2 separate regions of the Homo sapiens genome follow, and region 1 is linked to region 2. Evidence: chromatin loops called from intact Hi-C (ENCODE). Cell type or tissue: Caco-2. All regions are shown on one strand. Links, peaks and the distances in the headings refer to the core of each region. The heading gives the core; the rest is flanking DNA.

Region 1 (15,174 bases), core at 3,739-11,738, 58 kb before region 2:
CACTCTCTCTCCATCGTGACTTTCTTCACACAACCAAATCTCAGAGACATTTGATTATGCCTCTTCTCAACTGAAAGAGGTGCCACAGAATAAAATCTAAATTTCTTAAAGTAGCACCCAGGGCCTGCATGATCTGGTCCTCTCAACCTCACTATTCCTACTTCCTCTCCCATATCATAACCATCCCACAGACTTACGTGGCTTTGCATATTCTAGTATTATGGCCTATAATTCACCCTCCTCCCCAACAGCTTGAAATGCTACTGGATTCTCTAAAGCTCAAGTCAAATGCCACTCTCCTCCCTGAATTGTTTCTCCCCAATGAGATATTTCCCTTCTCTGTGCCCACCTGTACTTCCTTTGAATTGTTGCTATAGTATAGCTCGCAGGTTTGTGTTGGAGTCTGTTACTTACATAAATGTCTATCTTCACCACTAAGGTTTTTGTCTGGTTCACATATGCTTCCTTTAAAATACTGAAAACTTATCAAGCTATGACTATGCAGCCATTCAAATAATATGGACCACTGTTTTCTAGAAGTTTTCATTCTAATAAAGAAAATTACATAAATATATATATTTGAAATAAAATTAGGAGGTGAATTTTATGGTATGTGAATTATACCTCAAAAAAATAACTTTACGATAAGTGGTATATGAAAGGTAATTTAGAAATATTTTAGCCAACCCAGTATCATCCTCTTTGATGGTTCTGTTTTTTTTATGAAGGTAAATATAACTTTGGGTTGGCTAAAAAAAATTATTGGGAATTGGTTATTCCATATTTTAAAATTATAGATATGGAGAAAAAAGTAGACCATCTTTATTGCTTAAGACCTAATAAACTTATTCATAAGACAGTTCCAACTCTCTGAAACCCATGGAAAGGATCATCATAGAGGCTTCTTCAGCTTCTCTAGATCATCCCTGACAAAATCAAGTGTTAAAAAAAAAATTAGACTCACCCCTGAGTTATCAAGTATCACAAACCACCTCCTGATTTCTACCTGGACAAGAAAAGCATCTTAACCTAGCCTCTTTAAGCAAAGCAGGCTAAACCAGGTTGAGTGCGGTAATTCTTGTTTCATCCAACTTTCTACTGGGAAAACAGTTCTGTTTTAGAAATAAGGTCCACATAAGTTATTTTAGTTATTCTTCCATACATCTGAATTTGCACGCACAGATTTTTTTTCCTGGTATTTTTAAAAACTTGAGACATAATTCATATACCATAAAATTTACTAATAATTGTACATTTCAGTGGTTTTCAGTATATTCGCAATGTTGCACAACCATCACCACTATCTAGCTCCAGAACTTTTTCATCATCTTTCCTTTTCAAAAGGAAACCCAGTACCCATTAAGCTGCCACTCCCCATTTCCCCCTCCCTGCAGCTCCTGACAACCACTAATCTCCCTTCTGTCTCTATAAATGTCTATTCTAGACATTTCATGTAAGTGGAACCATATAATATGTGGCCTTGTGTATCTGGCTTTTTTACTTAGCATGTTTTCAAGGTTCATTTATAATATAAAATGCATCAGTAATTCATTCCTTTTTATGACTGCATAATATCCCACTGCATGGATACCGCATTTGTTTATCCATTTATCAGTTGATAGGCATATGGGTTGTTTCCATTTTTGGGCTATTATGAATAATGTTGCTATGGTCACTAGTGTACAATTTTTTTGTGGGAACACATTTTCAATTCTCTTGGGTATATACCTATGAGAAGTGCTGGATCGTAAACCGTTACCATTTTTAACCACGTTAACTCTGAGGAACAGCCAGACTGTTCCATTTTTAAAGGGCAGTAACAACACTATTTTTATTTTCACATTTTGATTAAAATAAAGTTGTTCAATCCCTAGAGAAAATGGTTTCCTTCAGGACCAAGTGTCCTTAGCAGTTAAAATAAATTCAAGGTTTTATAAGATACATTAAATCCCTTCAAAGCATAAAGATGTATAGAAATACTTCAAACCCATATTAGAGCAAAGCTTATTCTAGTCATCAAAGGGATTAAATATGCAACCATTTAAAAAATGGAGGAGGAAAATGACAACTCACAAGTTTATATAGTCGGCCTATAATTATGCACTGATCTCTCCTCATAGCAACTTGCAAATAGATGTCTAACAGACATTTCAAATGAATGTCTCAAACTGAACTCTTATTCTCTCCCATTCTCCAAACTGCTCCTTCTTAGACTTTTGCCTAGGCCCAAAACCTTGGTGTCAAGTTTGACTCCTCTCTCTCAACATATACCCCCATATTTCAGTAAGAAAATCCTATTGATTCTATCTTTAAAATATATCCAGAATCCAATCAATTCTCACTACCTCTACCAGATACATCATCTCTCACCAAGAGTATTGCATTGACCTCCTAAGTAGTTTCCCTGCATCTACACTTGCTCACTATGGTCTAGTCTCAAAACACAGCCAAAATAAACCCTTTAAACATCTGTCAGACGGTGCCACACCTCTGTTTGAAGTTATCCAGTGGCTTCCCATTATCCCCACCACGTTCTGCTTCATCCATGCCAGTTATGCTTGGGCCTCGGGGCCTTTGGCTTGTTTCCTCTGCCTGCAATGTTCTTCCCCGCAGACATCCACATGCATGCTCTCTCATCATCTTCAAGGTCACCTTCTCTGTGAGGACTTTTCCTGGCTGCTCTATTTAGGTCTGCAATTACGCCCAAACACTCCCTTAGTTTCCCTTCCCTGCTCTATATTGCTCCATAACATTTATCACTAACGTAACACATACTTTATTTCTATTGACTTCCAAGAATATAAACTGCATTAGGGCAGGAGGACTTGTCTGTTTTGCTTACTGCCAAATTCTCAGCACTTAGAATGGAACCTGACACATAATAATTGCTCAATAAATATTTGTTGAATGAATAAATGAATAAAGGATGCACCGAGCTGCTCAAAAAAATAAGGGCTAAACAGGTCACAAATATGTATGAGGAACTAATATTACTACATCTAATAAAGTTCAGATGAGAGTGGAAAGCATTTATGGGAAAAGATACCACAATGTTTCTACAGTTTGCTTTAGGAAAAGTTGCTATCCTTGCTCATTTCACGTATTTTGGAAAGAATCTGTCCTTTGCCAAAGGCTCTAGCTTCCGAAGAGCTGACAACAAACTCTGGGAGTTGACAAGCTCCTGGGGTAATGATGTCCTTCTCTTAAGTGCCACATATACATAGAGCCAAGGACCTTCATGGTCTTCATCTTCTATTAGCCCCATTCCCAGAATCTTCACACAGTACAATCATAGGTTTCTTGGCCACTCTCCAAGTAAACCTACAAACTGGTGAATTCAGCTTCTTCAGAAGCATAATCACAGCACCTTCAAGCACAGATGAATCTTAAAAAAATGCTTTATCCCAATGGCTCACATATTTTATATAAAAGAAAACTAGCCAGGCACAGTGGCTCACGCCTGTAATCCCAGCACTTTGGGAGGCCGAGGTGGGCGGATCATGAGGTCAGGAGATGGAGACCATCCTAGCTAACACGGTGAAAACCCGTCTCCACTAAAAATACAAAAAATTAGCCGGGCGTGGTGGCGGGTGCCTGTAGTCCCAGCTACTCGGGAGGCTGAGGCAGGAGAATGGAGTGAACCCAGGAGGTGGAGGTTGCAGTGAGCCGAGATGGCGCCACTGCACTCCAGCCTGGGCAACAGAGCAAGACTCCGTCTCAAAAAAAAAAAAAAAGCAAACAGAAAGTTACTTGCTCAAAATGTCTTGAATAGAGTTACAGTAAGAATTTTTCAAATAGTAAGGGATAAACATGACAAGTCTGAGTGAGAGAACTGAGACACTTTGGAACAAATCTAAAATCTGAAAACGGACAATGTTATTTTACAAAAATTTTAAGTGAAATGGTCATATCTCGTATCAACTCCATCCATCCATCATCCACATATTAGATTTAAAAGTTATATAACAGACATTGACAGAATATGCTCTAGCATTAGGCAAACAAAGTAAATGATGGACAAATACAGATTTTTAAAATCGTACATCTCTTCCCCAAAATGAGGCTTTCCTTGTCCAGCGCTGGGAATGATGAGGATTCCTAAAGTCTTTCTATTAATACTAACTTTCCTAAGCATTACTGCCTTCAAAACAGATGTATAAGGATATTCCTATAAAAGCAGGAATTTTCATATGGAGTTAAGAGGGAGCACTGTTAAAAGTCTACATGTGACCACCACTGCCACTCCATCCCCTCCCTTCACTCCTGCCATATTCTAATGTATTTCCTAGGGAGGCCAGTCCTTGGCACTGCTACAAATAAGTCTTTGCTGTAGCTGTTAAATGCCTTATAGTGGCAAGATATTGTGAACCACTATTATAAACTATCTCCCATCATGCTATAGAAAAAGAATCATTTTCACGGACAGTAATTTCTGGCCAAAATCCTTTCCATCTTCTCCACTTAATGAAATCTTAACTCCTCCTTCAAGGTCCACCCTTGTTCTTCTTTCCCATGAGGGCTTTTCTGACCACTCCAACTCTTTTTTTTTTTTTTTTTTTTTTTTTGAGACAAAGTCTCACTTGTCACCCAGGCTAGAGTGCAATGGCGTGATCTCAGCTCACTGCAACCTCCGCCTCCCAGGTTCAAGCGATTCCCCTACCTCAGCCTCCCAAGTAGCTGGGATTACAGGCGCCTGCCACCATACCTGGCTAATTTTTATATTTTTAGTAGAGATGGGGTTTCATCATGTTGACCATGCTGGTCTCGAACTCCTGACCTCTGGCAATCCACCCACCTCAGCCTCCCAAAGTGCTGGGATTACAGGCGTTGAGCCACTGCACCCAGCCCACTCCATCTCTTTTCTTGACCAGTTGACCTGTGGCATTTGTTTTCTGTATCTGTCATCTGGCATTCATCACACACACTGGCAAGTAACATATTTTGCATTGTTGTTTTAGTTATTGCTGACCATTCCTATGTTTGACTGGGAAAGTCTGAGTCTCAAGGAGTGATGTATCTCATAGCTTATGGGGATTTTCTGGAAGACACATATTAAAGTATAATTCCTTACAGATAAAGGAGAAGGACCAGAAGCCCTAAGGGTGACTGGGTTAAGAATACACAGCAAAACCATCATTTAACTGCAATTTTAGAAGCTTTTGGTTATACCAAAACAATGATCCCCAACCTTTTTAAACAAGATACCTTTTATGCTCAAAATGTGTTAACAAACAAGACCATTACTCATAATAGTAGTCAGGTATTAAATATCTCTTAATTTAAAAAATACATGGATTCAATGAAGTTTTAGTACATACACGTAAGGTATGGTACTTATTCAGTATACAGAACGTACTTGGTATGCACAAAAACTTGGTTTCCCCTAGGACCTCAGGATGGCACATGGTTTAATTTTATTGTACTGTGGACATGATTATTGCCATATTGAAAAGTACTACCACATAAAAATATTTAGAAGGAAGCAAACTAAATATGTATATATTATACATACAAAAAACAAATCCCCACTCCCCTACAAAAAATAAACCCAGCCAAAACCTCTTCAGTAACTCTTCCCATGAAGGGTATATTTTAAGCACACGCCCCAGGGTGAAACAATTCACTTCATGTTTCAGTAAACTTTTCTTGTGGTTTTAAATATAGCAGAAGGAACAAAAGTTAACATAGACAAAATCAAATAGAAAACATTTGGAAGTTCATCTCATGTATACGTCCTGATTCTAGTGAATTCTCAATCGTATTTACCCATGTTACCACTTCCTTAAAAACAACAACAGAAACCAAGAACCCCAGCATCAGTATTTTCCAGCCAAGGCAGAAATATCATTCTAATCTTGGTTCAACTCTTCTGTGCAGTCACCAACAAAAATAAACATAAATAAATCAGCAGTATATAGCATAGTGCTTAAGGGTATTAGCCCTGACCTCAAATCTTGGCTCTGCCCTTTGTTAACGGTACGATCTTGGGCAAGTTACTTCACTAAACTTTGGATAATTTATGTGAAGTGCTTAAAATGATCCTTGGCAGGTTTTAAAGGCTAACAAAAATGATTACTAATTAAGTAATTACATATAATATATATAAATATGTAACAATCAAGTGTATTTTTATAGCAACAATTTCAAAGCTTCCTTTCAATTCATATTTTCAAAGTTCCTTCTTGTCTGGCTTTGACAAGCCTATTCCAGATACCTTAAACCTCCACTGACCTGTAACTAGTTCTACTACCTCCAGTTCTACCCATGGCTGCTACCACAGTAAGTTTTTGGAAAATAGGGAAAGAAAAAACAAACAAAAACCAGGAAACCACTACCATACACCAAAACAACAACAAAATCTACTTTGAAACAGTGAATTCACTCAAGTAGGAATCATTGCCTTACAAAATGAGACAAAAAGGGCAGGAGAAAAAAACAATCGAAGTATTCAAGTATTCTTAAAACCCTTACCTCCAGTTAGGCAAATGATTTGTTTGCTGATTCTAAGCCCAAGCAGATTTTAACATCATTATTGTCTGCAGGAGCCATCAATAACCAACCAGACCTGCTATTGAAAGACTGCTCTCATTAAAATAATTTTCTTTACCACTTAATTTAATTTCACCACTACTCGGCTGTTTTTAACATAAGGCTCAACAACTTCTTCAGGTTTCTCTTTTCCCATGCATTCCAACAAGTACTGAATTAGTTCTTCATCATGTGTTTAGGCCTCCTGCTGGGAAGCATAATTAAAATTAAGCAGGCAACAATTCCACTTGGTACTAAGATCCTGTCAAATCCTCCAAATGAAGCTGGGCCTGGTTTCTCCAGGAACTGGCTGAGTTCTGTAAGGAAAACAGGAGCTGCTCAACTTGATGCTGGCCATTCAGTAGATGGCACTCTTCCCTTTGAGCCCAAATTAAACAGCCCCAAGAAGTATGTCCTGTTACATTCAGGTGTGACACAAAGCAGGGGTTCTCTCTTCAAAGCACTTAACTGACAGTCACAATCCCTCCTGAAATGCTGACTGGTCAAGGCAGACACTCTAAAAGAGCACAGGGACGTTTAGATTATAAGACATCAAACAATATAAAATCATCTAACTTAAGTGATTACCAATTAATCAGCTTCTCAGAGGTTATTACTATCTCAAGCAAATACACTGTTCTTATTGAGGCATAAAATGTTCCTTCCCTATTACATTCTGCTATAACAGTGACAGCCTTTCTGTGGCTAGTGACCGGACCCTTGTCTATCGCATGTTTTACTAAGGTATTTAGCTATGGCAAAGTGCTTAGAGAAATAAGATTTTATCATTATCAACATTCACTATGACAGATGAAGTAAAAATGTATTACTTTCAGCATTTTTAACTGAAAATAAATTTGATGTCCACTTAAAAAAAAAATCAAACATTCTGCCAGGCGCAGTGGCTCACACCTGTAATCCCAGAACTTTGGGAGGCCGAGGCGGACGGATCACGAGGTCAGGAGATCGAGACCATCCGGGCTAACATGGTAAAACCCTGTCTCCACTAAAATATAAAAAATTAGCCGAGCATGGTGGTGGGTGCTTGTAGTTCCAGCTGCTTGGGAGGCTGAGGCAGGAGAATGGCATGAACCCAGGAGGCGGAGCTTGCAGTGAGCCGAGATCAGGCCACTGCACTCCAGCCTGGGCGACAGAGCGAGACTCCATCTCAAAAAAAAAAAAAAAATCAAACATTCTAATATGAAAATTAGTGCAGCTCTAGTTTTTCAAAAAACAAGTATTTTTAAAGCAATGAATTTCTAATTCATTGATAATGTGTACTTTAATAAATAATAGCTCCCAATTATTAAATGTTGAGTAAGGTTTGTCACACTTCTATTTTGAAAATCTTTATTCGAAATTTAACAAGCAGACAGTTGTGGAGAAAGAAAAAAATTCCTTTTAGTGCAATCTCCAATTTAAAGCTAAAATGTTAAGCAATCAGATAGAATTCACCTTAAAAATTCTACCTTCCCATCCTGGCCAACATGGTGAAACCCCATCTCTACTAAAAATACAAAAAATTAGCCAGGCGTGGTGGCCCATGCCTGTAAACCCAGCTACTCGGGAAGCTGAGGCAGCAGAATCACTTGAACCAGGGAGTCGGAGGTTGCATTGAGCCGAGATCACGCCACTGCACTCCAGCCTGGCAACAGTGCGAGACTCCGTCTCAAAAAAAAAATTCTACCTTCCCTTAGGAAAGTGAACTCAACTCTGACAATAAAAACTGTAAAAGAAGGCTGGACGCGGTGGCTCACACCTGTAATCCCAGCACTTTGGGAGGCCGAGGCGGGTGGATCACCTGAGGTTGGGAGTTCGAGACCAGCCTGACCAACATGGAGAAACCCCATCTCTACTAAAAATACAAAATTAGCCGGGCGTGGTGGCGTATGCCTGTAATCCCAGATACTCAGGAAGGCTGAGGCAGGAGAATCCCTTGAGCCCAGGAGGTAGATGTTGCGGTGAGCTGAGAATTGCGCCATTGCACTCCAGCCTGGGCAACAAGAGTAAAAAACTCTGTCTCAAAAAAAATAAAAATAAAAAAACTGTAAAAGAAAGGCAAGGTAAGAGGTACACTGTTTTCACCTTTAAAAAGTTGGCTGTGGAAATAAGGAATACGAACAATGCATCAACTTCATTGCAAATCCCTTTCTACCTCCCATTTGTGCAGCTCAGGCAATGAAGCATTCCACTCATCCAAGGCACTTATGCCCAATCACAACTCCATTTGAGCTCTGACCATTGCCATTTTCCAACCACCTCCTTAGATATTAAAAGGCTGACCTTCTAGAATTTTTTTGTCATGTATTAAGACAAATGAGAACAGAAGTCACGATGCAGCTAACAGTTGCTCACTCTAACTTCCTAGGGCGTAAAAGTGGAGTGTTCTTAGAAGTCCCTGGGGAGGCCTTGACTTCCAAATTTACTTCCTTAGATATACCAAGTAAGCCTAACTATCTTCTTCAGGAGGATGAGTAAACCCAACTTTCTGCTCTAGCATTTAGTCATTCTAGCAAATCAAAAGATGATAGGATGAGAATATTGAATGGAAAAGGAAAACAGAAATGCTGTCCTTGCTCAGGATGAGCTGAGCCATTGTGGAAGAACTGCACAGAAACACTGCTAATGGTGACAAAGACATACACCGAGTTCCCATGACACTAAAAACTCAGCACTTCTCCAACCTGATTGCTTTTACATTGTTTGAGTTCCACCTCCTCTAGTAGGTAACCAACAAACCACCACAGAGGCAGAGTTAAACAGGCTGAGTCACTCACATCAGCACTCTCCTCTTTCATTCCATCTGAAAAGGTGAGCACTTCCTTTGGTGAGGGAGGGGAAAGTAAGAAATCACAAGAATAAATTTAAAGAGGTATGGAAGCTTAAAAAAATAATTTCGTGTATATTACTTGGAGTTAGGTTATCCTGCTTAATCCACTGCTTGCCTTAACGTATCTGTGATCACTGTTATTTTATTGTTTCACTAATATAGTATACTTCTTGAGACACTGGTTTTAAAGACATTATGTTACTGTCCTTAAATTTCTCAGAAGTGTTTTTACCTCCTAGCTGGTTGAGGGAAATGTTTATCCTATGGAAATTGCATATGCCCACTGCAGAAAAAATTGAGTTTCATAACCCTAGATTAAAACCTTAGCCTTGGCCGAGTGCAGTGGCTCACGCCTGTAACCCCAGCACTTTGGGTAGCCGAGCGGGGAGGAACACTTGAGGTCAGGAGTTCAAGACCAGCCTGGCCAACATGGCAAAACCCCATCTCTACTAAAAATACAAAAATGAGCCGGTAGTGGTGGCAGGCGCCTGTAATCCCAGCTATTCAGGAGGCTGAGGCAGAAGAATCGCTTGAACCCAGAAGGCAGAGGTTGCAGTGTGCCGAGGTCACACCACTGCCCTCCTGCCTGGATGACAGAGAGAGACTCCATCTCAAAACAAAACAAAACAAAAACCTAAAAATCCAAAAAAACCGTAGCCTTGTTTGAAGAGGTAGTCATCTTAAATGCCAGTTTATGTACCGTATACAAACCAATCTCCTCAGGCCCATTTTCATTGAAAGAAAAAAAAAAGTAAACATAACATATGGTGCTGATGCAGATCAGTCTGACTTCAAGTAAAGGCTCAATTTAGATCTAACCTTACCTTAAAGATATAAACCAGGCCTGTGGCTCATGCCTGTAGTCCCAGCTACCTGGGAGGCTGAGGTGGGAGGATGGCTTGAGCCCAGGAGTTCGAGACCAGCCTGGGCAACATAGTGAGAGCTGTCTCAAAAATACAAAAGAAGAAAAAAAAAAAAGATATAAACATATGCCAAGGCCTATACATCTTGTACAATAACGGTTCAGCTTTTAGTGGAGTTAAAACTAAGCAATATTATCTTCAAGAAACAAACTTACAAGAACAGTAAGCCTTTTAAAATCAAAGAGAGGTTTCATCCATTTTATACCTTTTGGTGATCATGCTACTACTATTTGGATTATGCTAGACAACTCTGAAAGCCACATTCATTCTTTAAGGTTTCTAGGATACTCTAAATGTATTCCTTCAATGCAGTTAAGTAATGTCCTAGAAGCCTGAAAGGAATTGTTAACGCAGCTTTTCAAACATACTCAACCAAAAACAGTTTAAGGAAACAAGGGGCTCTGATTCTCATTATCTGTGCTACCATCTAAGACTTTAAGTTAAACAGTACTTTCTTAACATTTAACATGTTTTCAACTGGCAATTCAATTTTGAACTTTGAGACTGGTCCAGATATTCAGCAACATTAAAATACACATGAAATAAATAAAAGATCCACAAACCTTTTTTCTCCAACACTTTTTTCCCACATAAAGGTATTACTCTATGCATACTGTTGGTACTCAATAAATATTACATTAATACACCAGGTGAATAATTTTTAACTTTACCTAAAAGGAAGAGAATCCCTCAAGTAGCATGGTTTGACATACGTATACATAGACACACACATCCATAATTAGCTACTGCAAGAATAAAAAATAATCATATTCATCTAAGGGATAACACACTTTTTCGTTCAAGCAACAGCCAATGAAAGACTTCTAACCTGTATGTTTTAGAGGATTCTTGATATATACAACCCATTACAGTAAAAAATTACAGTAAAAATTTGAGACTGTCTTGGCATTTGGCCAAGAGAACTGAATCTCTGGCAGAACCTGAAAGACCTCATAACAATCTCACCTATAAACACTCTGGCATGGACCCGGAGTTCAAACCATAGAGTATTAACAAAGAAGACATAAAGTATTAAGGCACTTATTTTGAATCTCAATGACATGACAGTCTAGGACTGTCCAATTAATTTTAAATTGGGTTTAAATAACTTCAAATAGGTCTACGTTTAAAAGGAAGAATAGCACTCGATTAGATATTTAAAGTTTTTTTAAAAATTCAAACTCTACATATTTAATATTTTCAAAGGAATCTGAAAAGCACTAATTATAACAAAAACAGTGTTTAGTGTGAGAAACAGATTAGTAACCTGTGTCTTCAATAAAGCTTGCACTTTCTCAATTCAACGCATGCTTGTTTTTAAACATTTTTTCCTAACATTACATTGCACTAAGTTGTCAAATGACATTTCATCTATCTACAATAATTCTAAACATTACTTAAAACAGCTCCTAATTTAGTTTATAATTTGTTTGACATATCAACTACAATGGTGAAGCAGCAACACACAGTTCCTTGAGGAATGTGAATGACAAAGTATAAGCCACAAGTTACATCTTTGCATTTAGGGTTCATTTTAGGAAGCAACTCAGGTGGTATTTAGAACAAACTTAAGTTAAAATTTATCTCAGGTTGATATGATGTTGGTAATCAGAAAGGTGATAAGGTTTACTGATTTACTGCAGAACTGGAATCTCCAATGGGAATTAGTGCCCTCTGGGCCACCTGGGGCCCTACATATCTGGTAAGCTTCAAAAAAAAAAAAAAAGACTTTAGTATCTTTAGTAATTAGAAAGATAGCACACTCTAGCACAAACTCTAGCACCCTAAACATATGTTGTGTATCAAAAGAGAATACCCTTTCAATGTCAAAAGGTGACTGTATTTAATGCGGATTAACCACCACTCCTTAGATTTAAGCATAACTTGGTGGTATTAATACCAGAGGATGTGGTTAAACAAGACATGTGCACCTGATAGTCGTGGGAATACTATGAAGACCTCTCACTGGTTTGCAGTAATTACCATGAGCTCAATAGCAACAAGGGGCAGTGGTTACATGGGCTCACTCTTGGGCCAGACTCTGGCTTCAGAACCAACCTGTGTCACCTTGGGAAGATACTTAACCTCTCCATGCCTCTGTTTAGCCACTGGGTTGTTGGAAGGACTAAGTAAATTAAATCATATAAAACTCTTAGTGCCTGGCACAGAGGTTAGGCAAATAAATATTGGCTATTACAAATATTTGCTGAGTCTTCACATGCTGGGTAGCATGACCTAACAGCCTTCAAAAAGATATGTCACTTTACATACTGATAATGATAAACACAAAAAGCACTGAATACAAACCCCATTCTAAGCACTTTACATATAACAACTCGGTTAAGCTAAAGTTCTGATGTGACTGTTCCCCAACACGCTACACAGTTTGTTCAGAGCCAGGTTTCTATGCTTTTATGTGATTTCTTCCCTCAAACACTTCTTATACTCTGATGACATGCATACATGCCACCCAGTACTGCTAACCAACTGCTTTGAAATGGGAGAGATTAACCAGCTAACCACCTGTAGGCTTACATGTGACAAAAGCACTCAGACATGATAGGCCTACTTCAGGAAGCCTCAAAACCTCAGAAGTTGGGCACCACCCTGTATCTAGGTTTTAGGATTGTGTGTAGGAGTTGGGCTGTTGCTGATGTTATGTTCTCTTGGTCTCAAAAGACATTCTGGTTTTACAAAGGCCAGATCTACACTTTAAACATAATTAGGCAGAATTCACATTCATGCCAGCATAATATTGAAGAAAGGGGTGAGACAGCAAAGTGTGTAATTTTCTCCCTTTCAGTCAATGCTTGAAACTTACATTACGAAAATACTATCCTTCTATCATGCAAAATATTTCCCAAGTGTCATATGATCAACTATGTCAAATGTTCACCAAACATTTCCTGATATCATATATGTAAAATGTAGCAATACATTGAATGTCTCATAACCAACTATCTCAAGAACTCCTTCAAATTATGTTTAACATTCAAAATAGATACACCCGTTTCTTCTTTAAAAACTATTACCAACATGCCAGCACTTCTGGGCACCTTAAGTGTTATCACAGACTGAACTCTTCAGAAAGATGAAGAGTTAAATGTAGCTGCCTTTATTTTATCCTGGTCCTCCTTCCATAAAGTTAATCTGCTCCATTTAAGCAAAGGAAAATAAGTTATAATGCAAGTACAATATAATGGAGACTTCGATATAAAAACTTTCTACAAATGCTCCATTTATAATGTTCCAGTTATTTATAGGGTTAAGTAACTTAACCCTATAAATGGGTTGGTCCCATAACTTAATTACACAAATATTTTTAACAGTCAAGTATTTAACTTGAAAACGACAAATTGCACTGTACTCTTATTTTTTCAATCTTTAAAAACACTCTCACTAGGAGTCTTCTAAAGCCAAAATTAGGAACGTACCCTGCACTATGTAGTCAGAAGCCATTCCAAGAAAAGCAACCATTTAATACTGCTAAATCTAAAATGCTACATAATTTAACGTAAACTTGCACGCACGTGTATGTAGCTAGTCCCATACCCCAGAATCTTATCAATTCCTTCCCCAAACTTGCATATAATCCTCCCTCAAAGCCTCTTGGCTAAGTTAAATTCCTTAACACTCTACCAGGTTAATTGCAACAGCACATGTGCCAAGGAAATTAGTGGTTTTCCTTGCGCTCCCATTTTCAACCGGCACCTACTTGCAATTAAATCTCTGCAACAAAAAAGTTCACCTGAAGCCGTTCTTGCCATTTTAAAAGAGGCCCAGATTATGCTACCTGTCTGTGGTCTTGCCTAAGCTATAATAGCCTACCTCCAAAGAGGCTGGACGTGCCCCAAACACCAGCACACCAGACCTGCTGCCAACTTCGCTTGTCACCCCTAGCAGGAAGCTCAACCTAACATGTATACGTTTGTAGGGGCGGTGTGTTTGTGTGTGTCTGTGTTGGGGGGTGGGGAAGCGGATTATAGGAGAAAGGTGACTGAACACTTTCAACTTGTAACAAAAAAAATTTTTTTTAAATGAGGAGAAAAACAACTAAAACCAACATTCGCTCCCTTTCCTCCACCTTTTCTAAGCGCAGGAACCTCTCACTCCCCTGGAGCGCACCTTCAGGGCTTAAGGTCCCCGGGGTCACCTAAGCTTCAGCCAGTAACTGATTTTGGTACTCCCCGCCTTCCTAGGGAAAACCAGCAGACGCGCGAAGCGTCGGGCCCACCCGGCGGCGCCGCAGGCCGTGCACCGCCACCCCCGGACCCTCCCCCGCAGGTACGCTCCCCTCTGGCCTGGCCGTGGTCCCCACTCCCGCCCCGGAAAAGGGTTCACCTGAGGCCGCAGGGACAGCCAATGAGAAGTCCCCTTGGCCCCGCCAGCCGCCGCTCCCTACCCCCGCGCGACCCCCAGTAGCGTCCCCAGTGCTAGCCCCCGCGCGGGTGCCCGCGTCCCGGCCCGGAAGAGAGGCGGGACGACGGCGCGTCCTCTCCCCGCAAGATTACCTCGCAGCGCGTAGCCGGCTTTGTGTTTCCCCTCCCTCCTTCTCGGCAGCCGCCCGGGCTGCAGCAGCCGCCGGATCCGCCGCTGCGGCCGCCTCTTAAGCGCCGCAGAGCCCCAGAGGGTAGGGCGGGAGAAGGGGAGGGGGCTTGAGGAGGGAGGGACCTGTACGCCGAGCCCTGTGCAGCAGGAAGCGGCGACACCTGGGATGCCGACGCCTCTGGCGCTTGCTCTGTGTTTTAAAAAATCTAATTTAAACCCCTCTTCTTTCCCTCCCGCCCCTCACACTGGCGACCGTTACGGGCTGGCGGCTCGCGCTCTGGCGGGACTAGCCGAGCGCCCCTCGAGCGTCCCTTGGTCCCGCCCCCTAACGCCCCGCCCCTAGGT
Region 2 (15,174 bases), core at 4,334-12,333:
CAGGAACCGTGTGATCTCTCCCCCACAACCCCCTCCAAGGCAGGGATGCTTAAGAATCAGATGCACAAAAGTTCTTTCAAGGACTTGAGACTGAACTCACGTGTCGAAACCTCCCCGGCTGCGGAGACCGGGTTGGACTCTCCAGCACTGTTGACTTTGGTCTGGATGTTTATCCATTCATTTTTCAGACCTCCAGTCGCTTGTTTATTTTGGCCATCCCTTTCCAGCCTGAGACTTCCCACACCCTGCCATCTGGCACCCTCTATGGTTTCATTCCCACAGCCTCAGCTCCGAGCAGAAGCCTCAGCGGAAACAGATCCAGCAAAAGGTCCCGAGCGCTGGGTCTATGCTTCCGTGCCCAAGTCATCCTGCAGAAGAGAAGGGGCAAAAGGAACTTTTGGAGGGGATCCTCAAGGTTCATTACCAAGAGAGTACAACTCTCTTTATTGCCAATCGATAGATAGTCAATAAATATCTTAGTTCCTTGGTGAATGTTATCTTGCTGTGATAAGCTTGGAAATGAGGTGCAATGACAGATATCAATTGTCAGAACTATCCCTGCTGTTTCCCTTAAAAAAGAATCATGTAGGGCAGGGCGCAGTGGCTCATGCCTGTAATCCCAGCACTTTGGGAGGCTGAGGCAGGTAGATCACGAGGTCAAGAGATTGAGACTATCCTGGACAACATGGTGAAACCCCATCTCTACTAAAAATACAAAAATTAGCCGGGCATGGTGGCGGGTGCCTGTAGTCCCAGCTGCTCCGGAGGCTGAGGCAGGAGAATCACTTGAACCCGGGAGGTGAAGGTTGCAGTGAGCCGGGATCGCACCACTGCACTCCAGCCTGGCGACAGAGTGAGACTCCGTCTCAAAAAAAAAAAAAAAAAAGAATCATGTCACCGAATATTCAACTTGTGTCCCAAGACCTGTCAATTGCTCTAGCCACAAGAGCAAATATTTAAGCTATGAGGACTATAAGTTAATTTAGATTAACAGAGCATTTTGATTGTAAACAAGGTTTTGCATTAATCCCATGCAAACTGAAGCAGCTAGGTAAGTCTACCTACCACATCCTAAAAAGGCCTTCCACTTTCTTGCTGTCCTGGGAATCTTCCCTGACTCGTCACACTTAGCAGTCCTTGAAGGCCTACTAAACACTCAGGCCAAAGAGCTCCACCTCTAAGTTCCATCAGAACGATACCATCTCCACTACCACCACAACAACGTCTACCATTTCCTGAGTACTTACCATGTGCTGGGCACCTTGTCACTCCCTTAACGTATTACCTACTTTTTTTTTTTTAATTTTTGGAGACAGGGTCTCACTCTGTTGCCCAGGCTGGAGTGCAGTGGTGTGATTTCGGCTCACTGCAGCCTCGAACTCCTGGGCTCAAGCGATCCTCCCACATCCATCTCCCAAGTAGCTGGGAATACACGTGCATCCCACCATGCCTGGCTAATTTTTGTATTTTTTTTTCGTTGAGATGGGGTTTCGCCATGTTGCCCAGGCTGGTTCCGAACTCCTGAGCTCAAGGGATCCACCTGCCTCAGCTTCCCAAAGTCCTGGAATTATAGGCATGAACCACCGCACCCAGCTGTGTATTACCTACTTTAATCTTTACCACAGTTCCGGGAGGAAAGCGCTACTAGCATCATTATTTTATAAATGAGGAGAATAAGGAGAGATTAGGTAAACACCCAAGGTGGTAAGGACAGTAAATGACAGTGCTGGGCTATGTGGCTTAGAGTGTCTCCCCTCAATCTTGAAGCTACATTGCCTTAAAAAAAACATATTCGACCTTGCATTGTCAATGACATATTTATGTACATGTTTTTGGACCCTCTCCTTGACATGGTAGACATAAGGTATCTAGCCTAGTGTCTGGCAGTAACTGCTTGGTGCTTGATAAATGTTAGCCATTATTGTTGTTGTTGTTGATACCAGTAATTATTTGTGATGTGGCCCAGGACAGTCTCACCTCCGCAATGCTGTTGCAGATGTAGAAGCATAAGAATGTGGCCTTACTGTTGCCAGATTTGGCAAATAAAAATATGGGATGCAATACTTGAGACGTACTTATACTAATACGTTTTTTGCTGTTTATCTGAAATTCAAAGTTAACTGGGCATCCTGTATTTTATCTGGCAACCATCGTCGAGAATCTTAATAGCAATCAAGGGAGATGAGCACAGCACTATGGAGCAAGAACAGTGTTCCCTGCTAAGCCATATGGTGCTGATTAGCAGTGTTGCAGGATTTCTGAGAAGGGAGGGCACAATGTGAACTGGGCAACCAGAGAAGGCTTCATAGAGGAGGTGGGACTTTCCAATCTAGCCGAGTGGGGGTTTTAAAGGTTTCTGGGCTACAGAAAGTGTTAGTGGAAATAGCAATAGACTAAGTGATTTCTAAAATGTGCTTATTATGGAAATAAATTCACAGAAACAGCTGAAAGAAAGGGATGATACTCCTATAAGTTTGTTTTTGTTTTTTTACATCTGGGTCTTGCTTTGATGTAAGTTGGTTTTGAAAGTACATAAGGCCAGGCGCGGTGGCTCACGCCTGTAATCCCAGCACTTTCGGAATTCAAGGAGGGCGGATCACCTGAAATCAGAAGTTCAAGAGCAGCCTGACCAACATGGTGAAACCTCATCTCTACAAAAAAAAAAAAAAAAAAAAAAATTAGCTGCGCATGGTGGCGCATGCCTGTAATCTCAGCTACTTGGGAGGCTGAGGCAGAAGAATTGATTGAACCTGGGAGGCAGAGGTTGCAGTGAGCTGAGATCGTGCCATTGCACTGCAGCCTGGGCAACAAGAGTGAAAATCCATCTCAAAAAAAAAAAAAGAAAAGAAAAAAAAAAGAAAGTGCATAAGATAATGAGTTGTCCATGACATTAACCTAAATTGGCCCAAGAAACACAATGGCTACAAGGCTGGAGCCTTCGTCATTCCTGGTCTCTTGTTAGGAGAAGTGGAATAAGCACAGATTTAACTTCTGAAGCCCACCAGGCCCCAGGGAGAAGCAGTTGAGGTGTGCTGAGGAATAGGATAAGTCTGAGCTTTGTTGGAGAAAAGAAAATGGGGCATACCTGCTGTCAAGGTGCTGCCCTAATCCTCTCACATGGAGATGTGAAGTCAGAGAGATCTGCACGATGCATTGCATGGATAGAGCAGCCATTCCATGCCTTTATGTGTTAGGCAGTGTAAATACTTGATATAATTTAATCCTCATAGTACTCATACTTTATATTGTTATCCTTATTTTGTACAAGTGGAAACAGAGGCTCAGAGAGCGGTTCATTCACTGCTGGTCATGCAGCTAGCAAGTGGCAGAGCCAGGATTCAAATTTAAGTCTGCCAGATTTCAGATCCTGTTCCTTCTCTCCTCCACCACCCTGACATGAGTCAGTTTTCTGCCAGTCATCTTTAAAGAAACATTCTTCTTGTCCTCCACTTAAGGGACAAGGACTATGTTCTCATCCCCAGTGATAGATTTCTTGTGGTTCAGATGGGTAACCAGATTACTCCTGGTACTCAGGGTTTCCTATCAATAGTGGGGCATGTCAGCAAGCCTTCTTTTTCATCCTCTTGTCCTTAGGAGGGCAAATTCTCCCCTGAGGCATGCCTCCCAAATCCCTAGGCGTCTTTTACTGGAGTGCTAGGTGAGTCCTCAGTACCACCAAAGCCCCCTAAGACACTTCAGTCTCTTAGTGACTTGAGAGACCCCATTTCCCCCCAGGCTCTCTGTGTTTGGTGTCTCCACCAAAGAAAGGAAGGGAATAAAAAACCCTTCCAATTAAAAGAACTTTCCAGGTGCAGGGAACAAAATCCAGGCAGATTACCGCTCAGGGCAGGCTAGCCGCTAGCTTTTGCAAAAGTCTAAAAGGAGCCCACTTATGGCACAGAGCAGAGGGAAAGACACTTCAAACTGTAAAAAGCAAAATGTTGTTAAAGGGCTATGAAAACAATCTATTTAATTTATTGGAACATGTTTTTCTAGCAGCTTTGAGTTGGAGCTGTGATTGCCTCCTGCAGGGATTTGTGACCTCATCCTTCCTCCCCCACCCTCCCCAAATGTAACTATAGGGTTTTCCCGTCATAACCTGACATATGGTTTGCAGCAGGAAGTGCGAAATCCCAGGAATGAGTAGAGACTCAGGTTTCAGACTCTAGAGAGACTCAGGTGAGCTGCAAGGAATGGCCTTTGTTTCATATAAAAACAGAGTTGAAAAGAGCGTGGTTGGTGACCTCCTGGTTTGGAATGAGGTAATTAATTCTCCAGAAACTCCCACCAGTTTCCTGGGCAACAAAATCAATGTGTTGTTGCTAGAAAAACTGGGAATAATAAATTGGTTAAAATTACAGATTTCCTTTAAAAAAAAATACAGACTTCTTCCTTACCAACCCAAATATAAAACAAAACAAAACAATTCCAAAACACACACAGACACACACACTCACACACACACACACACACACACACAATTCCTCTTTACCCTTTCACTCACCCTCACTCTTTAAAAAAAAATTAAGTTTATTGCTATCTAAATATTATCATGCTTGAGAAGATAAGAAAAGAGAAAGGTGGATCAAATCCCACGCAGAATTGTACACAGAACAAGACAGTTTTTGAATATTTTTTAGGCCAAATATTCTCACAGAGTGGGGTGATAGTAGGGTCAGCATATAGTATCAGAATTTCTGGGGGTGTCATAGGGAGGGGACCAGTATGAGGTCTTTGTTTATCAAAAAGCATTGAAGATTTCTTTTTTAAAAGACTGGAAAACTGCTTAGGCTGCCTTAGCTTTTTATCCATTTAAAAACCAAGTAAAGTTTTTGTTTTGTTTTGTTTTTGATGACCAATTTAAGAACTAGGTGAATGGTGAGGTCTCAGAAATCCTACTTACAGCATTTTCTGAACTCCTAGTTGAAATCAAAATCTATTTTTTTCCCCTCCCCTTCTCCCTGGGCAGCTGGGAATCTCTCATTGCATGGCCTGAGAACACAGACTCCACAGTCAAACTGCCCGGGTTTTACCCTGACTCTCTCTCCCTGCCATTTCTCATCAAATTTAAGATACTGTTGCTGTAAGATGAAATATTATTTTAAGCATCACCAAAAAAGAAAAAAAGTGGTTAATTAAATTATGACACAATGCTAACGTGCCATCAGTTGTAGGACACATTCTAATTTCAGTGATGTTAAAATGTGACAAAAATTATTTTAGAATTGATGAACTATGGTGTTTGTTTAGGAAATTTAATCTTTCCCTAACTTGACATCTCTCTATTTCATCTTTTCATTTAAAAAATGGGAATAATAAGGGCTGGGCTCGGTGGCTGACACCTGTAATTCCAGCACTTGGGAGGCTGAGGCAGGCAGATCTCAAGGTCAGGAGATCGAGACCATCCCGGCTAACATAGTGAAATCCCATCTCTACTAAAAATACAAAAAAATTAGCCGGGCGTGGTGGCGGGTGCCTGTAGTCCCAGCTACTTGGGAGGCTGAGGCAGGAGAGTGGTGTGAACCTGGGAGGTGGAGCGTGCAGTGAGCCGAGATTGCGCCACTGCGCTCCAGCCTGGGCGAAAGAGCAAGACTCGGTCTCAAAAAAAAAAAAAAAAAAAAAGGGAATAATAATGTACCTACCTCAGGGTTGTTGTGAGGATTCAAGAGTCGGTTCATGTAAAATGCTCAGAACATTCCTTGGAACATAATAAGTGCTCAATTAGCTATTGTTATTATTCACTATATCCCACTCAAGTCGACAAATACTTGCTCAGTTGAAGTGTGGAGGTTTTCCTGGTTGTCATTCTACTAGGGGAAAAAAACAGCACAGTAACACCCACATATTGCAAACCATGATTTTAGAGAAATAAAAGCAGGCCAAATTGGGAGGATGGTAACAGATCGTTCCTCTCTGCCTTGGTCTCTGGGTGAGTTTTTCAAGTACACCCTGGTTTCCACAGAAAAGCGCCTGACTCCTCTGGTGATTGTTCTGTTATGGGAAGAGTTTTTGCATTCATGATGCTCTTGTGGATTATTTTTGCCAAGTTTTTTGTTGCTCTAAGCACTTCCTGGAGCCACCCCAGCCATAGGAGGATTCTGACCTCAGAGGGATGCCAGGCGGGGTTTGATGCAAACAATCCATGCTGTGCATGGGCCAGATGGTTCCACACAGCAAACACTATTATTTCATTCACAAAAAGTCAAAAACAAGCTGATTTCGCCATTTTAGGCCTAACGAACGGAAAAGTGAACAGCCCTTTCTTGATAGGCAGGCCCATCTTGATGTAACTCAAGTTTTGCAAATAGAAGAACATAGGTGCAAATGAGAATTCCCAAAGTAATTGCTGGCTAGATGTAGATGGCTCCGAAATAAAACCCACAAGGGCAAGGCTCCAACTCCACATATGTTTTCCAGTCTCTTGGAAACTTTTGCATTTTGTTGTTGTCCTTAGCCTTCTGCTATCCCTAACTTCCTCCCAAGGTTATTGAAGAAATAGATATTTGGATGACTAGAATGTGATCTAGCTGGCACAAATTTAAAGACACATGGCTGTTTTTGTACCCAACCAAGTTTGATCAAAGAAGAAACCGCGTGGGAGTTGGCACACTGGGGCTTAGGATATCTAGATCCAGAGTTTGAAAAAGCACAGGACGGGGTTTAGGAGGCCTACGTCCTTGCCATCTTTTGGGTGATCCAGGTATCACTTTCCACCATACTCTCTTCATCTATACTCTATAGATAAGGAATCTAAGGACCAGTTCTTAGATTCCTTACCTATAGAGTATCTTCTAGCCCTACATCTCTATGAGTAAGGAATTTCGTAAACACTTTGGTCTGTTGGCATCTTTAAACACCCCACGATGGTTAATTTTGTGTGTCAACTGACTAGGCTATGGTCTCAGTTGTTTGGTCAGACACTAGTCTAGATGTTGCTGTGAAGGTATTTTGTAGATGTGGTTAACATTCATAATCAGTTGACTGTAAGTAAAGTAAAGTGGATGACCCTCCGTAATGCAGGCGAGCCTCATCCAATCCAGTTGAAGGCTTTCAGAGTAACAACTGAGGGTTCCTGCGGAAGAAGAAATTCTGCCTCTAGGCTGCAACATAGAAATCTTGCCTGTGTTGAAATTCTGTTGGCCTGCTCTAAAATTTTAGGCAGAAGCCTGCAACATGATTCTCATTTGAAGTTCCAGTTTGCTAGCATGCTGTATGGATTTCAGACTTGCCAGCCTCCACAATTGCATGAGCCAATTAAAAAAAAATAAATCTCTCTTTTTCTCTAGCTACAGCCATTTGCCCTGGCTCACCTTGCCCTTGACCTCCCTACCTGACCTCAGTTCTGGCTTATTTTTCTGTGTTTGCCTCACCCCTCAGCTCTATATTTCTAGCTTCAACCTTGTGCTTTTCACCTAGATGACCATTATTTAAACTTTCTTTTTGGCCTTGGCTACCATTTATTTCCCTGAATAAAACTTCCTCTGATCTTCTTCCAACTCCGAGACTTCATAGATTGACCCAGAGGGACCTGGACAGGTATGACTGAGCTCAGCTTTGTACAGGCATGACTGTTTACATGCTCACAGCCTCCAGGGCTTCTGCCTTTCGGTGCTTCCATGGCTTACAGCATTCTTGTCCTACATACCTCTGCTCAGAAACCACCTCCTTTATACAGTGTTCTCATACTTTTACAAAGGGTTAAAAAACAGCAGGACTCATTTCCACCTCCTGGGTGTTGAATGTCTTATTCATGTCACAGGAGGCATGTGGTTACAAGAGGACATGTTTGTTAATTAAATGGGAGTGTGTATAATCACCCTTATTCACAAGGGTGATTTTTAAAAATATGGGTGTGTGTGTGTGTGTGTGAGGTTTCTTCACAGCAAATGTTTGCAAAGCTCTTGGAGATCCATGGAAAGAGATTGCTTGGCCAACCCCAAGAATTATTAGAAATACAGGCTTTGCTGTTGTTGGCTCTACTCTAGAAGACTCTTATCATATAACAAGTGCTTGCGTTTATAAGGGGCACTGTACAGGAAGTCTAGGGTGTATTATGACTTCAATGCATTGCCCGTCTGTCAATGTCTAAAGAGTCCTATATATGGTCTCAGTCTGCAGTGTGTTTAAGACATTTAGACATTTTCCTCTCCCTTGTACTCTAGTGGAATCAGGCTGAGCTTGTGTTATATAACACCACCGTCCTGCTCTGTAATGAGCAACTTCTAAAGAGGAGGCAGCAGGGGAACAAAGCCACCTGGCCTTTGCCAACCTTTCCAGGCTCTGCCAGTGCACCTGCAGAGAGCTCCGAGAGCTCGGCCTGGAAGAGAGACTGGCTATTATGTTTCATTGCGTGAGATGACACAGTGCCTTTCCAGGACAGGTTGGACTGAAAAAATCTCTGCCTTTATTTCTTGGCCAAATTTTATCCAGGGTCTCCCAAGACTTAGGGAATCATTAAGCAGCTGCTTCATTGAACCCCTGCCTTTCACTCTCACCTCAACTGCTTTGAGAAATTTGATCGACTCAGACAGAAACATGAAATATTCATAAGAAGCTTTCGGTGAGCAGTGTCTCAAGAGCTTGCAGGGCTAAACTGGGGAAATGTCACATGTTGGTTTTACACCTCAGTAGCACTTGTGCATGGTCCGTGTCCGACCCATTGGTGTACTAAATCAGACTGAAGTTTCATCACTATGCTTTGAGTATAAGACAAATATCACTCCCTCTCATGTTGCCTGCTATTGCTAAAGTAGGAGAGGTTATCAATTAGGGCCCTTTCTGTTGGGACAGGAAACCCAATTCAAATTGGTTTAAGTGAAGAATGAACTGTATTGAATCAACAAAAAAGCCCAAGGCTAGCTGGCTTCAGGAGTGGGGCTTCAAGGCTCAAATGAGGTCATCAGGGCTTGGTCTCTCTCCATCTCTAGGCTCTGCCTTCTCTTTGATTGGCTTCATTTTAAGCCTCCATGTTGTGGGCCCCAGTAGTTCCAAACTCCCCCTTGTGGTGGCAAGATGGCAACAACAGTTCCAGCCTCCATAGCATAAAGCAAGGGTCAACACATTTTTTCCGTCAAGGTGCCAGAGAAAAAAGATTTTAGGATTTGTGGACTGTGTGGTTTCTGTTGCAGCTACTCAGCTCTGCTATTATAGTGTGAAAACAGCCATAGATAATACATAAATGAATGAGCATGGCTGTGTTTCAATAAAACTTTATTTACAAAAACAGACACTGGGCTGGATTCAGCCAGCCAGCTATAGCTTGCCTACCCCTGTTAACTACATAGAGTTGTTGTTGGAAAATGGCTGTTCAGCGGGGGATGTACCTTCTGGCTTCTCTTGTAATTGGATATGGCCATATGACTGAGTTCTTGCTAAAAGAACCTAGGTGGAAGTTATGTGGACCCTTTCTAGGTCAAAACTTGTAATAAACAGGTATGCCCCTTCACATTCTTTACCTTCTGCAGCTGAATGCAGATGATGAAGAAGTTTTAGGAGTGGCAGAGCCACAGGGTAAGGCAGTCTGATTCCTGAATCACTGTGTGAAGTGGACCCACTTAATGACCAGGAACAACTGCCTCAGACTGTTACGTGGGAAGGAAATAAATTTCTATTGTGTTTGAGTCATTATACATTTTTGATTTATTTTCAACAGCAGTTTACTTACCTTAAGTAGTAAAGAAGTCAGTGTCAGAAAGAGTGCTAATGTATGAAATAATCATAATATGTAGCACTCAGTAGTTGTGCCATGGGAAGCAAGAAAACAGAATAGGCTGAAGAAATGGTGACCTGTGTTATGCCGTGGCAAAATAGTTCTTAAAACTATTTGGAAGGCCAAGCAAATATCTGCTGTCCCTGTAACTCTAGGGAAAGCCATTATAAAGAGATAGAACATTGTTGTGTGTTACAGTTGAGTTATTTGCTGCTTATTGCACTTTATTACTAGAAAAATACATTCCCTGGCAATAATTGGCCAGTTTATAAGCAGAAACAAAAGAGAATAAACAATCCCCAAATTTGGAAAAACCTATTGATTCTGGACACCCAACTGGAAATAGACTGAATCAGAAAACAAAAAAACAAAGACCAAAAAAAAAAAACCAAAACCAAAAACACAAACCCAATTGCCCTCCTCTAAAAAAAGAAAAAAACTTTGAAAGGAGAAAAGCCCATTAAGAAATCTCAGTTAAATATAGCAACTCGACTCTGCAGCAAAGGGCTCCTTTCCACCCAGACCTATTGTTCAGATGGTCTCAAGGTGGCTGCCATTAAATTGAGAGAAATCTTTGGAGACAAGGAAGAAAATAATTTGGGCTTCAGAACTAGGTCTAGGAAAGAACTCTGGGTGTGGTTATTGGCACTTGGAATTTACTGGAAACAAATAAACGAGAAACTTTCTATTTTTGAGGGAATTGTATTACAAAAAAAAATCACAAGCTTGGATGAAATAATCTTTGATTGGTTAAGCCTTACCCTTCCGTCCTAAATTTGTATGAGCAGAAAGTGAGCTGTGTTAAATAAAATTTACAGGAGGCTGTTGGCTTGAACTGAGCTCCTGCACTGGGCCCAACAGACTAAATCAAAATGGAGTCACTCATGCTTAAGTTCCACATCACCAAACTGAAATTAAGTTGTTTATGTGACCTTCCAAAAAACCAGGAGAGAGAAAGGGATAACAGTTAAATCCCCAAGCAGGCCAGTTTTAGCAGACGTAAGAAAGTCCCCTCTGCACCAGCCTGGGCAACAAAGTGAGACCCTGTCTCTACAAAAAATAAAAAATTAGCCAGGCACGGTGATGTACATTTGTAGTCCCAGCTACTTGGGAGGCTGAGGCGGGTGGATCGCTTGTGCCCAGGAGTTTGAGGTTGCAGTGAGCTGTGATTGCACCAAAGCACTCCAGCTTGGGCAATGGAGCAAAACCCTGTCTCAAAAAAAAAGAAGAAAAGAAAAGAAAAAGAAAAACAAAGCCCCCTTTGCTTTAATCTTTACCCTTTACCAGAAATGTAACTTTGAGACAACCAATCCACATTTTGTTTCCTGTGTCTGCTTTCCTCAGCTCTTTTCTGTCTGTAAAACCAGCCTCCTCTGCTTGGCTCATCAGAACACTCACTCTATTTTATGGGATGAAGTGTTGCCCGATTCTAGAATTGCAAATAAAGCCAATTAAGACTTTTGCATTAAATTTATTTTAATTCTGTATTTTGACAGCTGTATAAAGGGGGTACAGTCTTCAAGGAGGACACTCCAGAAGTGGCTAAAAAAAATAATGGACATGGAAGGATACCCAACAGGGTAGAGTAAGGGGCCCTAAACAAAAATAGACAAAAAATTCTTCCCAGAGAGCAGATTAAGGACTAGGTAAGGAATTTATCTCCCCTGCCAGGCAGAGGGTCTTTACACTGTTGGCCCAGCAGAATTCCATCATGCTATTAAGTAAGTACTGTGTTCTTCTCATTTTTCTTTTTTTTCTGAATGGGAGTCTTTTTGCAGATATCAGGTCTTGGGTCCACCACAGTATAGTGGACATGTGTTAGAGGGACAGGTAACTGGTCTTTGAGTTCATCAATTGCTGGACCAGGAGGAACCGCATATAGACCTGATTAAGAAGACATTGTGTCCTCAAGCATCCTGGACTTTGAGGTGGATGTAGTGGCTGAATGGGACTTTGGGTTTTCTTTCCTGAGGAGGGCATGGGTGTAGTCTCCATGAGGGAAGAAGGATGCAAATGGACAGTTGGCATACAGGAGGGTGGACTGTGATAGACTGATAGCTGTTTACTAAAAATCCATTTCCTTTTCATCCTGAACACAGCTAGACCACACGTTCCTGGCTGTACAAGCAGTTAGGTGTGGCTACATGATTGAGTTCTAGCCAACAGAATGTGAGTGGAAGTGATGTGGGTTGTTTCCAGGCCAAGAAGCCAGTGTGTCCTCTCCTGGCTCTCATTCCCTTCCTGCTAGTTGAATACAGATAATCATGAGGCCCAAGACCCTAAGGAACAGTGCAGCCAGGAGTCGGAAGGAGCCTGGGTTTCTGAATCATCACATGGAGGGGAGCTGTCTTCAGCTGGGAGAGCTGTCTTCAGTTGGATACTGGGTGAGTGAAAAATAAACTCCTATTGTTTTTGAGCAATTATAAGATTTTGTATGCTCGTTACCACAGCTTAGTTTATTTAATTAATATAAGAAGCAACATGATCTCTTTTTCTCTGTGTGTGCTAAACATGTTCTCTCTCTGTAGGCTGGCTTTCGTTTCAATTCTGCATGTAACTCAGTTGTTAGCTGGAGCTTCCCTTTCCCATAAGGTCTAGGTGAAATTGGAATGATCACCTTATCATATGGGTATCTAAAGCTTTCCCAAGATATTTCTGAATTCCCAATGGAGCTTCTGTTTTCTGTTTTTAAAGATTCCTTTCCCTTTTGAAGTCTTCAGCTCAAATGGTCTCTCTCTGTCTCTCTCTCTCTCTCTTTTTTTTTTCCTTCTTCTTTTTTTAGAGATAGAGTCTTTCTTTACTGCCTGGGCTGGAGTGCAGTGGCACAATCACAGCTCACTGCAGCCTGGAACTCCTGGGCTCAAGCAATCCTCCTGTCTTGGCCTCTGAAAATGCTGGGATTACAGGTGTGAGCCACCGTACCTGGCTGGTCTCTGTTCTGTTCCACCCTTTTTCCTTTTTTTTTTTTTCCTTTGAGTTACACATGCATACATATGTACTTCACACTCACACAAATTATTTATGAGAGTAAGAGATTGTAGTGAGAAATTGGTGAGGAATAAGTAGAGGAAGGGCTTACACTCACAGGGGTGCAAACCTCAAATGAAACAGACGTGTCACCACCCTGAAGTCACCTACCACTGGTGAGTATCCCTGGCCCTTCACTTCACCTGGCCCCAACTTGTCTCCTTAGTTTTCATTCTTCTCTCTCCCTCTATTTGTCATTTTCCCCTTTACTTGTACCAAGAGCCATCAAAAGCCCTTGGATATTCTGGGAAGACTAACAAGTTGGTACATTGGGAAATCTAACAATTGGATGCTTTTTCAAATTGCTACTTGGAGGAGAGGCAGAATCCTGCCTGGGGTACAAAGCAAAGTAGAAGGACCACACTCAGCCTCTGTCATCCTGAGCAATTCAGCTCTGGCCCCAATATGCACAACTTACTAAAATAGAAGAAATGCATAGAATAAAATAGAATAAATGGATTTTGCTCAACCCACCCTTTTTAGAGTTTTGTTTGTTTGTTTGTTTGTTTTAAACAACTATCTGTCTTTATGCAATCATGTCCCTGGGGACTCACCCCAACCCCATATGGCTTATCAAAGTGTTCATTAAAAATGTACCCTTCTCTTTCTGAGTTTTGTTAGCCTAAATTTTCCAATTTTCTTTGCATTTTTGGTGACATTTAAATTATCCTAATGAGGTTTCACTACTGCTTATAGATTGGCATTCCAGGCAGGTCTACCAGCTTCCTCCTAATATAGGATTGCTCAACTCTTTCTCTACATTTTAGGAGAAAAACTGAGAAGATTTCTTCTTTATTTCCAGTGGAATGTCTTTTGTCCTTCTCTGATGTCTTGGCATCAACTTATGTTTGTTATTGAAGGATTTCCTGAGCAGCTTATCATGGTACTTTCATATACAAAGATAATTCTTTCCCTAAAATAAATTTAGGTTCTAGCTGGTAATATCATAAAAGCTTTTTTTTTTTTTTAACCTTGTTTCATATGTACTTGATAGAATGCAGTCATTTTAGCCCTGGAACTAAATTAACTTTCAACTCCAGCGGGGTTGTCATGTACAGTTGTATAGGTTGTACACTAAGCCACCCTAGGGAGCACCTTTTACCTATAGTCTATGTCACTGGTAATTTCTTTTTTTTCTTTTTTTGAGATGGAGTCTCACTCTGTCACCCAGGCTGGAGTGCAGTGGTGCAGTTTCGGCTCACTGCAACCTCCGCCTCCCAGGTTCAAGCCATTCTCCTGCCTCAGCCTCCCGAGTAGCTGGGATTACAGGTATGTGCCACCACGCCCGGCTAATTTTATTTTGTATTTTTTTTTTTTTAGTAGAGGTGGGATTTCACCATATTGGCCAGGCTGTTCTCGAACTCCTGACCTTGTGATCCACCCACCTTGACCTCCCAAAGTGCTGGGATTACAGGTGTGAGCCACTGCACCTGGCTGTCACTGGTAATTTCTATAGTTGTGTAGTCCACAACCTGTACAACCATATGTTGTATAGTCCTGTCTCAAGGACCACCCACCATCCAACTAACTATTAATCTCAATGGCCAAATTCCAAATTTCTGGAGGAAAACATTTGGTGGTCCATTTTGGGCCAGTTGTCCTCTCTTCTCCAATCAGATATGCTCAGATTGGAAACATCATGTTGTAGGCACATATGTCCAGAGCCTCAATGCCTTTGGAGAGCCCATCTGGGGGAAATGGGAAACTGTTCTCAGAGAAGGGGTTGTATGAGAAAGGCAGACATTTCAAAACACGGCATTACCAAGGGCCAGTGATTAAAAAAATGAATAGTCCAAAGGTATATCGAATATAATCTAAGCTGATGTTTTTCAAACTATGAGGTATGACCCATTAATGGGCTATGAAATCAATGTAGTGAGTCATATTTCTAAATAACATAGAAATGAAATAAAAGAGATTAGAGATTAGGAAATATTAGCATGCAACCTACCTAGTAAAGGTAAACTAGTATATAAAGTGTGGATTGTGGTGCAACATGATCAAAAACCAAACCAAAGCCCAAACCATTTCACTCCTATCTGCCTGCCCACAGATTTGATGCAGGTGCCCTAGGGACATTTATCTGAGAGGATCTTTCTAGGCCTTGTCTCCCTCACTACTCCTGTGATCTTGCCTTATTTTCCTTGCTGAAACTTTGTTTTGAATCTGATTCCTGCTCCCCATTCATTCAGGTCTCAGACTTTCTTTCTCTCAGCTCCATGTCCAGGCCCAACTCTGGGAAGTTCAGCCTGGTTTGACTCCCCAGCGTCCCAGGAAGTGAAAGTTGAAAAAATTATAGCACTGTGAGTTGCCAAGCCCAGCCTTCCTTTGCCTCACTTGCTAGGAAATCGAACCCTTCCTTGGTTCCTGAGCCCACCCTTATCTTGGCAGATGGTTGGTTGGAGTCTCCAGCCTGCAGAAGTAGGACCTCAATTTAG

Evidence for each region. Hi-C counts contacts between places; a loop is a spot of excess contacts. Peaks named below come from ENCODE experiments on the same cell type or tissue, not always from the same donor. Only the 100,000 strongest peaks of a DNase experiment are listed, where the experiment ranks them.
Region 1: it touches region 2 in a loop (8-fold over the local background); 19 of 110 quality-filtered maps call a loop at or near these places.

What each region holds. Positions count from the first base shown.
Region 1 is chr10:110,007,918-110,023,091 of GRCh38, reverse strand. ADD3 (adducin 3) reads right to left here and starts at 15,108. Exons shown (of 15, transcript NM_016824.5): 1 at 14,793-15,108. It overlaps ADD3-AS1 (ADD3 antisense RNA 1), which reads left to right and starts at 14,711. Exons shown (of 5, transcript NR_038943.1): 1 at 14,711-14,911. RefSeq lists enhancers at 7,908-8,713, 9,134-9,193 and silencers at 14,376-14,785, 15,096-15,174. In Caco-2, for the core only: no CTCF peak of the experiment used is centred there; a DNase peak (open chromatin) is centred at 6,885.
Region 2 is chr10:109,950,675-109,965,848 of GRCh38, reverse strand. ADD3-AS1 (ADD3 antisense RNA 1) reads left to right here. Exons shown (of 5, transcript NR_038943.1): 3 at 11,958-12,093. Among named protein-coding and RNA genes, the nearest start is that of XPNPEP1, 35 kb to the right of the region's middle. RefSeq lists enhancers at 8,820-8,949, 9,200-9,249. In Caco-2, for the core only: a CTCF peak has its summit at 8,982 (motif pointing left); a DNase peak (open chromatin) is centred at 8,998.